Linked DNA regions of Homo sapiens: region 2 is linked to region 1. The links are chromatin loops, found by intact Hi-C in ENCODE. Cell type or tissue: endothelial cell of umbilical vein. All regions are shown on one strand. Links, peaks and the distances in the headings refer to the core of each region. The heading gives the core; the rest is flanking DNA. Region 1 has its middle 110 kb from the start of IFFO2. Region 2 overlaps LOC105376815 (a long non-coding RNA gene).

What was found. Hi-C counts contacts between places; a loop is a spot of excess contacts. Peaks named below come from ENCODE experiments on the same cell type or tissue, not always from the same donor. Only the 100,000 strongest peaks of a DNase experiment are listed, where the experiment ranks them.
Region 2: it touches region 1 in a loop (2.3-fold over the local background); 4 of 110 quality-filtered maps call a loop at or near these places.

Annotation. Positions count from the first base shown.
Region 1 is chr1:19,065,655-19,070,038 of GRCh38, reverse strand. No RefSeq gene overlaps it. Among named protein-coding and RNA genes, the nearest start is that of IFFO2, 110 kb to the right of the region's middle. RefSeq lists an enhancer at 1-98 and a silencer at 1,310-1,604. In endothelial cell of umbilical vein, for the core only: no CTCF peak of the experiment used is centred there; no DNase peak of the experiment used is centred there.
Region 2 is chr1:18,970,382-18,974,765 of GRCh38, reverse strand. It overlaps LOC105376815 (a long non-coding RNA gene), which reads left to right. Exons shown (of 3, transcript XR_947015.2): 3 at 3,477-4,288. Among named protein-coding and RNA genes, the nearest start is that of IFFO2, 16 kb to the right of the region's middle. In endothelial cell of umbilical vein, for the core only: no CTCF peak of the experiment used is centred there; DNase peaks (open chromatin) are centred at 1,575 and 2,055; H3K27ac peaks cover 898 bases.

The DNA.
Region 1 (4,384 bases), core at 151-4,150:
CACGATGAGAACCCAGATGTGTTTGGCTCTGAAACCCCCTTTTCAGAGAGTGTTGCTGGCCTGGGGAGACTGGTTGCTGTTCATGCTGGGGTGCGGGGACCAGAAGGAGGAAGAGGGTGAAGGCTGACTTAGGGAGTGTGACCCAGTTTGCTCTCTCCTGTCCCCATGGCCAGCGGAGGCAGCCTCAGGGCCCTGTACCTGAGGATGCGGCTGAGAGGTACATGTCCTAGGACTAAACAGTTGCATTGCATGGGCTCTGAATTTGGGGTGCCACTTCCCATCAGAGGGCAAGGGCCGCATGGCATAGAGGCAAGACCGAGGGCTCCAGAGGGGGCCCAGCTCTGCTGTGGGACTTGAGCAAGTTTCCTAACCTCTCTGTGTGGGTGAAGATTCAAGGAACAAATACAGAAGGTCCTAGAACCTGGCACAGCCCCGGCACAGCTGGCCTTAGCTGTGACCGTCAGTGTTACTGTATCAGTGTGTCAAGGAATCACAGATGACTGGATGTGATGGCTCACGCTTGTAATCCCAGCACTTTGGGAGGCCGAGGCGGGTGGCTCACTTGAGGCCAGAAGTTTGAGACCAGCCTGGCCAACTTGACAAAACCCCATCTCTACTAAAAATACAAAAATTATCCGGGCATGGTGGTGGGTGCCTGTAATCCCAGCTACTTGGGAGGCTGAGGCAGGAGAATCGCTTGAACCCTGGGAGGCAGAGGTTGCAGTGAGCCGTGATCGCGCTACTGCACTCCAACCTGGGTGATAGAGCAAGATTCCATCTCAAAACAACAGCAGCAACAACAACAAAAACCAGGAATCACAGAATGTCTGGGGGAGGATCTCTTAGGCTCCACAGCACCCCTCTCCTTATCTTACGGGTGTCAGGACAGATACCCAACCTGACATGCACACACACATGTACACGCCTTCCAGGCACTCACGAGTTCAGTTGCTTTGGTGACATCTGTTTGCTTTCCATGCTTTATTTCTGTCTCTCTGCTCTGTGTTTCCTGCCCTGGGGGGGCTACTCCCTTCCTCCCCATCCTTATCTGTTGCTCAGTCTTGGAGCTTGGCCTGGTACCCATGAGTTGCCAACCTGCCCCCTTTGGCCTCCTTAACAGGCCTGGAGAAGCTGAGCAAGGCATGTGCAGAGGCAGAACCGTTTCTGCTGCCGCCTGGCCGGGTCAGAGGGACCCTGCCCTCCAGAGCATCAGGGCCCCAGCCTGGGATGGGAGGGCTACCGGCTGCCATCCGCCCTGGGAGCTGCCCCTGGCCAAGGGTGCCGGGGTCGGCACCCACTGCGTTTCACTCTGTGCCCCTTTGCCCTGACTTCAGAGCTTGAAGGTGAACTCTGACCCCTTCACTCTAGGGTTGGGGACAGTGGGCATGGAGAGCAGGAGCGGAGTTGCCTGAGGCCCCCAACTTGCAGTCCATCACTTTCCCACATCGCACACAGGCCAACAGGGTCCCGGGCACGTGGGGCCTGGCAGCACTCCAGGTGGGCACCCAGCAGTGTGATGACTTCCTGGAGGAAAGAGTGGGGTGGGAGGTGCCTGGCTTGAAGTGTGGGGGGAGCTGGTGCTCTGTTTTAGGGGTCAAAGTGACGATGGAGTATGAAGACAAGTATCCCGCCAGCTCACCTCCTCTGGCTACTCCTGGCTCTGAGTCGGTGCCGATCTCCGGCCACTGCCACAAGCCCCAGTGACCTTCAGCATCTGCAGCAGGTTGCGGGCTTCCTCCTGAGGGGTGTGGGGTGCCAGCCTCTGGCAGCCTCTCGGGACATTGCCAGAGGTTGGGCAGGCCTCTCAGGAAAAGGGAGATGAGCTTCTGGGGCGCTGGGGTGAGGAAGCTGTGGTGGGAGGTATCTAAGGTCACCACCTCTGACGGTGGTGGGACCCACAGTGGGTATGGGGCAGCAGGATCTGTGCTTTGCTGAGTTTCTGAGTCAGGGGGCTGGGACAGGACCAGAATTAGCCCCAGGTGCCAAGTTTACAGGGGGAAGTCATCCAGAGCCCCGAACTCTCACGCAGGATGGGAGGTGGGGGTGTTCTGGGCATGGGCAGGAGTGAAGGGCACAGGGTCTCAGGCTCATTGTTCTTTGGACTCTGTTCCTTAGATCCCTCTGCTGCCTTTGGCCAATGACCTTGACACCCCATCCACCCCTTCTGTCCACAAGCCAGCTTGGTCCCGACAAGGAGTCCTGGCTGGACCCCTTGTTAGGCTGTTCCCGGCTTCAGAGATCTGGGAACTGTACCAGAGTTGTATTTACTGAGCACCCACTCCAGCAGGATCACCATGCCTCACGTGATCTCCAGTCCTTTTACTGTTGTTCTTCCTGTTTTACAGATGAGGAACCTTAGGCTCAGAGAGGCAAACTCACCTACCCAAGGCTGCACAGCACGTAAGTGAGATGCAGCCTCCCTGTCCAGCCAGCCTGAGCCCTGCTTCTTCACCTGGCCCTGCTCCCCATCTGGTCTGGGCACGGATTGGGTTAGATCATCCCAGCTCCCAGCAGGAGGGCACAGCTCTGGGATCCAGGGTTTGGCCAGGTGCCCAGCAGGCAGGCAGGGCAGCCACAGCCAAGGGTTAACTGGCCGCAGGCTGGGAGCCGTGCTCGGGGCTGGGCGGACAAGGTGCAAGGCCCTGGGAACCAGCTCCAGGCCGGGCTGACAGGGAGCTCCGCAGGCACCCCCATCAGCCCTCGTGCCAGAACAAACAGGGCAATTAGGAGGTGGCTTTTGTTTGGTGGGGCCTGAATGCTGGGCATGGAGCTGCTGGCGCTTCAGCCCCTACCCCCTCATGTGGCGGGAATCTGCTCGTTCACGGGACAGGGTCACATGCGGAGTGTCACAGCAGACAAAAGGACAATGCCACTCTGTTTCCTCGCCCAGTTTCAGAAGTGATGGCTGGAGGGCTGCTGCTTTTCACAGCACAGTGTGAATGGGGCCACCAGTCCCTCCCTCCCTTCCTGTCCCGGCAGCCAAAAGGGCTCCAGTCACCTCAAGAGCCATCGATCACAGGGGTGGCCCAGGCCATGGGACGCGGGCCCAGCACCTTCCCATTTCCCTCGCTCTGGGTTCTGCCTTGGGGCCCCACTTGGAACCCACTGTGCAGGGCTGGATTCCATACCCGACGGTCGTGTCCCGAGTCACCTCTCTGAGGCAGGCACTGTTAATCCCATTCCAATGAGGGAATCGGGGCTCGAGGATGAGGTTGCTTCACCCAAAGGAGGGGCTTGGGTTAGGGCTGCTGGGTGAAATTCAAGGTGCCAAGTTAAATCTGAATCTCACATAAACACCAAATACATGTAAACCTCTGACGGTGGCGGGACCCACAACGGGTATCGGGCAGTGGGATCTGTGCTTTGCTAGGTTCCTGAGCCCAGTGGGCTGGGACAGGACCAGAATTAGATCCAGGTGCCAAGTTTACAGGGGGCTCAGCCAGCGCCCTGAACTATTACAGTCTTTAGTATGGAGTATACTAAAAAAACATGACTCACCATTTCTCTGAAATACAAACTTCCCTGGACAGCCTGTATTTTTATTGACTAAATCTGGCAGTCCTGGCACAGGTGCTCACAGGACGTGCTGAGTTAAGCCAGCTCAGGCCCTGACCTCAGGGAGCCCCCTCTGCTTCAGAGAGACAAGTCCCAGACACAGGTTCCCACATGGAGGCCGTCGGAGCAGCAGGTGCCCTTGCCTGGAAGCCAGGACAGGCCTGGAGTGTCAGGAACAGGGACGTCGAGGGGCTGGTGAAGGGGCCAATCTGAGCGCCACGAGGGCCCTGAAGTGCTGTGAGCAGGGGAGGCAGGTTCCAGAAGCCTCAGGACCCCGCCTTTCTGCAGCGTTTCCTCTCCACAGGACTGTGCTGAGTCCTGGGGAGGGGGTGGGGGCTGCTCCAGGCGGCTCCCCAGCCCCTCCCTGCCTCGTCTCTCTGAGGCCGCTCCCTCCTCTGCCCCACCACACCTGCCAGCTCTGCATGGGGCCCCGAAGCCAGGGCTGGGTGGAAAGTGGTTGAGGTTGGAGTCTGGGGCCAGATTGGGTTCAGGGCTGGCTGGGCAACAGCCCTTCACCTGGCCAGGCCTTCGGTTTCATGTGTAAAGCAAACATGCCTCATTGGATTCACCAAGAGCCTGGCACAGAGGCGGCGCTGGAAGTGCGTCATTGGAGTTATGAAGGACCTACTCCCAGGAAGGGTCTTCACAGAAGCGGTTTCCGTTCCGTCTAAGGAAAACACAGCTGACAGCAGGGCTCCCACAGTGACAAGAGCTGTTTGGAGGTAGTGAGTCCCCTGTCATTGGAGGTATCCAAGCAGAGGCCAGTCTACTGGCCGTGCCTCAGATGTGTCACTTGGGAGGTGACAATGTCAACGGTCATTTCCAACTC
Region 2 (4,384 bases), core at 207-4,206, 95 kb after region 1:
TTTTTAACAGATTTATGTTTAGCAGGGAAGCCCACTCACAGGAGAGAGGCTGGGGCTGGACCAGGAACAAGGACGCTGCTGTGGCCTTGTTTGAGGTCCCACTGACTCAGGAACAAGGCAAGCCTCTTAGTCTGTTTCCTGGCTCATAAACCAGTGTTTATAGGGTACTCTTCTCTGATTTCCTTCCCTTCCTTCCTCTCTCTCTCTCTTTCTTTCTTTCCTTTCTTTTTATTTTATTTTTTTTTTATTTTTTGAGATGGAGTCTCTCTCTGACGCTCCGGCTGGAGTGCAGTGGCATGATCTTGGCTCACCACCACCTCTGCCTTCCAGGTTGAAGCGATTCTCTTGCCTGAGCCTTCCGAGCAGCTGGGATTACAGGGACCCACTACCATGCCTGGCTATTTTTTTTTGTTGTTGTTGTATTTTTAGTACGACGGGGTTTTACCATATTGGCCAGGCTGGTCTCAAACTTCTGACCTCAAGTGATCCACCTGCCTCGACCTCCCAAAGTGCTAGGATTACAGACGTGAGCCATGGCGTCCGGCCTGTCCTCTGATTTTCAAGGGGCTGGAAGGGACACCGCAGGGGCAGCTCCTGGCATGGCCCTGGGACCCCCGTGAGAAAGCAGACTTGTACTTGGGCAGGCTAGTACAAGTTTGCTTGTGCTCAGTTTGCTTGATTCAGCTGGGAGCAGGGGTAGGGTGGAGGTGAGGAGGAAAAAGATGGGAGGGAACTCACCTTTACTGAGTATCTATCCCATATCTGACACTGCATTAGGCACTGGGGAGTTGTCCCCTTAGGCAAGAGCCAGTCTCCAGTCCCACAGAACCCCTGATCGATCAACTCCAGGGTGTGTGGGAGGGGAAAGAAACTGACAACTGCAAATACAGTGCAGTATAACAGCAAAAATTTATCGAGCACTTACTATGTGCAGGGGTTTCACGGGTGTTATTCAATCCTAACACTGATGCCAGGCACAATCTACTGTCACTGCACCCATTTTACAGATGAAGCAGCTGAGGCAAAGAGAGGCTCAGTCACTTGTCTAAGAACACACAGTTAGAACTAGGAGGAGCCAGACTGGAACCCAGGCTGTTTGGCTCCAGAACTTGCAGTCTAAGCTGCCCGTTCTACGGTCTTATCAATAACAGGAGGCACGGAGGCAGCACGGGGGACAGATCTCCTCTGTTGGGAGTGAGACTGGAGAACACAGTGGTTTCCATACTGATGCCTGATTGAGGCTTTGAAAAATGAATAGGAGTTAGGTATAAAAGAGGCAGGGAGGGTTTTCAGCAGAAGGAACAGCCTGTGTAAAGGTAGAATCCTGAGCTAGCACATTAGGCTGGGGAAGTTGTAACTGGTAGTGATATTACTTGGGGACGGGTTTGGGAGTTACAATTCAGGATCGCTGGAGCATCAAACATAAGCAAGGGAGAGGTGAGGTGAGGCTGGAGACCAGGCTCAAGCCGCAGAGGACCTCTCCTGTCCTGCTAAAGTGTGTGAACTTTGTATAAGACACAGTTCCCTCCCCAGGGGCCTGTCCTGAGCTTGAGGAGACGAGCCACATTATTAGGAAATGATGATGAATCCACGGCTTCCTCCCATAGAGTGAGGGCAGAAGAGGAAGGGCTGCAGTCCCAGCTACTCGAGAGGATGAGGCGGCAGCATCTCTTGAGCCTAGGACTTCAAATCCAGCCTGGACAACATAGAGAGATATCATCTCTTAAAAAATAAAAATAAAAAATAAAAATAAAAAAGAGAGATAGTGGGAAGTGTGTGGGGGACATGCAGAACGGAGCGGGTGTGAGTTGTGGAAAGAAAGCTCAGTAAAGCATATGTTATTTTTAGCCCTGTGTATCCTCCTGCCCCTTTCAAATCTAACTTGATTTCAAATCCCTGCTTGCTGCTGACTAGCTGTGTGACCTTGGGGAAGCCACTGAACCTCGCTGAGCCTTAGTTTCCTCCTCACCTATAAACTGGGTGGAAATAAATGATGACAATCTCCCAGAGTTTCAGTGACGAGTTCACTGGATCTTTGCCATATCACCAAGATCTTTGCCATATTAGCTAACCACCTCCACCAGGAGGTGGCAAACTCTTTCCATAAAGGATTAAATAATAAATATTTTAGACTTTGCAGCCCATTGTCTGTTGCAACTACTCAACTGTGCCATTGTAGCAGGAAAGAAGCCTTACACAAGAAGTAAACTAATGAACCTGGATGTATGCCAATTAAACTTTATTTATGGACCCTGAAATTTGAACTTCATATATTTGTCACTACCACAAAATATTATTATTTTTAGAGACAGGGTCTTGTTGTGTCACCCAAGCTGAAGTGTGTGGTGTGCTCATAACTCACTGTAACCTCAACCTCCTGGGCTCAAGTGATCCTCCCACCTCAGCCTCCCAGGTAGCTGGGACCACAGATGTACTCCACCATGCCCAACTAATTTTTAAATTGTTTGTAGCAATGGTGTCTTGCTATGTTGCCTAGGCTGGTCTTGAACCCCAGGCCTCAAGCTATCCTCCTGCCTCAGCCTTCCAAAATGCTGGGATTACAGGTGTGAGTCACCATGGCTGACTCACACAAAATAGTATTCTTCCTTTGATCTTTGTTCCAGCCATTAAAAAATGTAAAATCCATTTTTTTTTTTTTTGAGGCAGAGTCTCGCTCCATCACCAGACTGGAGTGCAGTGGTGTGATCTCGGCTCACTGCAACCTCTGCCTCCCGGGTTCAAGCAATTCTCCTGCCTCAGCCTCCCAAGTAGCTGGGACTAAAGGTGACCGCCACCACGCCCAGCTAATTTTTGTATTTTTAGTAGAGATGGGGTTCCACCATGTTGAGCAGGATGGTCTCGATCTCTTGACCTGGTGATCTGCCTGCCTTGGCTTCCCAAAGTGCTAGGATTACAGACGTAAGCCACCATGTCTGGCCATAAAATCCATTCTTAGTTTGTGAACGGTGCATAAACAGGCAGTTGGCCAGATTTGACTCGACTCATAGTTTGCAGACCTGTGACCTAAATTATTATATATTTTTTAGATTCACCTTTTACTTACTTAAACAATTCCTTTGAAAAGGAAATTTTCATCATACCAACGTCACTTAACATAGATACAAGATGGCCATGTAACTATGATAGGCAGGGTGCGGTGGCTCATACCTGTAATCCCAGCACTCTGGGAGGCTGATGCAGGCGGATCACCTGAGGTTGGGAGTTTGAGACCAGCCTGGCCAACACAGTGAAACCCCGTCTCTACTAAAAATACAAAAATTAGCCGGGCATGGTGTCACGTGCCTGTAATCCTAGCTACTCAGGAGGCTGAGGCAGGAGAATCGCTTGAACCCGGGAGGCAGAGGTTTCAGTGAGCCAAGATCGCACCATTGCACTCCAGCCTGGGCAACAGAGTGAGACTCCGACTCAAAAAAAAAAATGATTAATGCAAATTTACATTATTAAATTCTCGACAGACCTCTCATCTGAGCCTGGGGCTTGTTCTTTCTTTGTTGAAGAGGAATACAGAGGTGTCAAGGACAGATGAGAACAAGACTGAGACTTTCTACTTGTTGAAATCTGCGAGAAAAAATGGGAAAGGAATGAATGAGAGGTTATCTCTTAATGTAAGTCAATGTTTATTCAATGCTTTGCCTTGTACAGCCTCAAATCATCTTGGGATCCACGGTGGGAGGCAGCACTGATGTGATGTCATCCAGTGCCTAGAGATGAGCCTGGCTCTATTACTGGAGACCGCTGGTGGCTGCATGGTGCCCTGAGTTATAACCAAGATTGCTGAATATCTGGGGAGAAAATTTCTGTCTCTGATCAGCCTCGGGGGCATGAGTCAACCTCTGCTAAGTGTTTTGAGCTTGCCTACTGACAAGTTGATGGCCAATGCAGAGAATTATTATTCTTAAGAAGATTGTAATCACAACTATGATGAATCCAGGTTGATGAGACATTAATGCCTGAAAGCTTTGGAGTATTTTTGAAAAGCATCGCTAAAATAATAATTGAAATCGCAACAAGGGGGAATCAAGAACATAAAAGCTGACTGAGATAACCTCGCAACCCCGCCTGCCTTTTCTAGACACCAGCTTGCTGGGGGGCTTCATGAGGCTTGTGAAGAAGACAGGACAAAAGAGTCAGGCTGTTGGGAATTTTAAGGTCCCAAGTGACATGATGCCTTCTGATGTTCCGGGCCTCAGTGGCCTCATCTGAGAAATGGGAATGATAATAGCATATGTGCATGGACCAGATGAGCTCTTCTGGTCCTGTTCCAATTCTGCCAGCTCTTACTCGATGAGATTCTTAACTCCTGGTACCCAGGTGATTGCAGCATGCCAGGTGCTCTCGTTCTGGGAGGAGTACCTAACTCAGG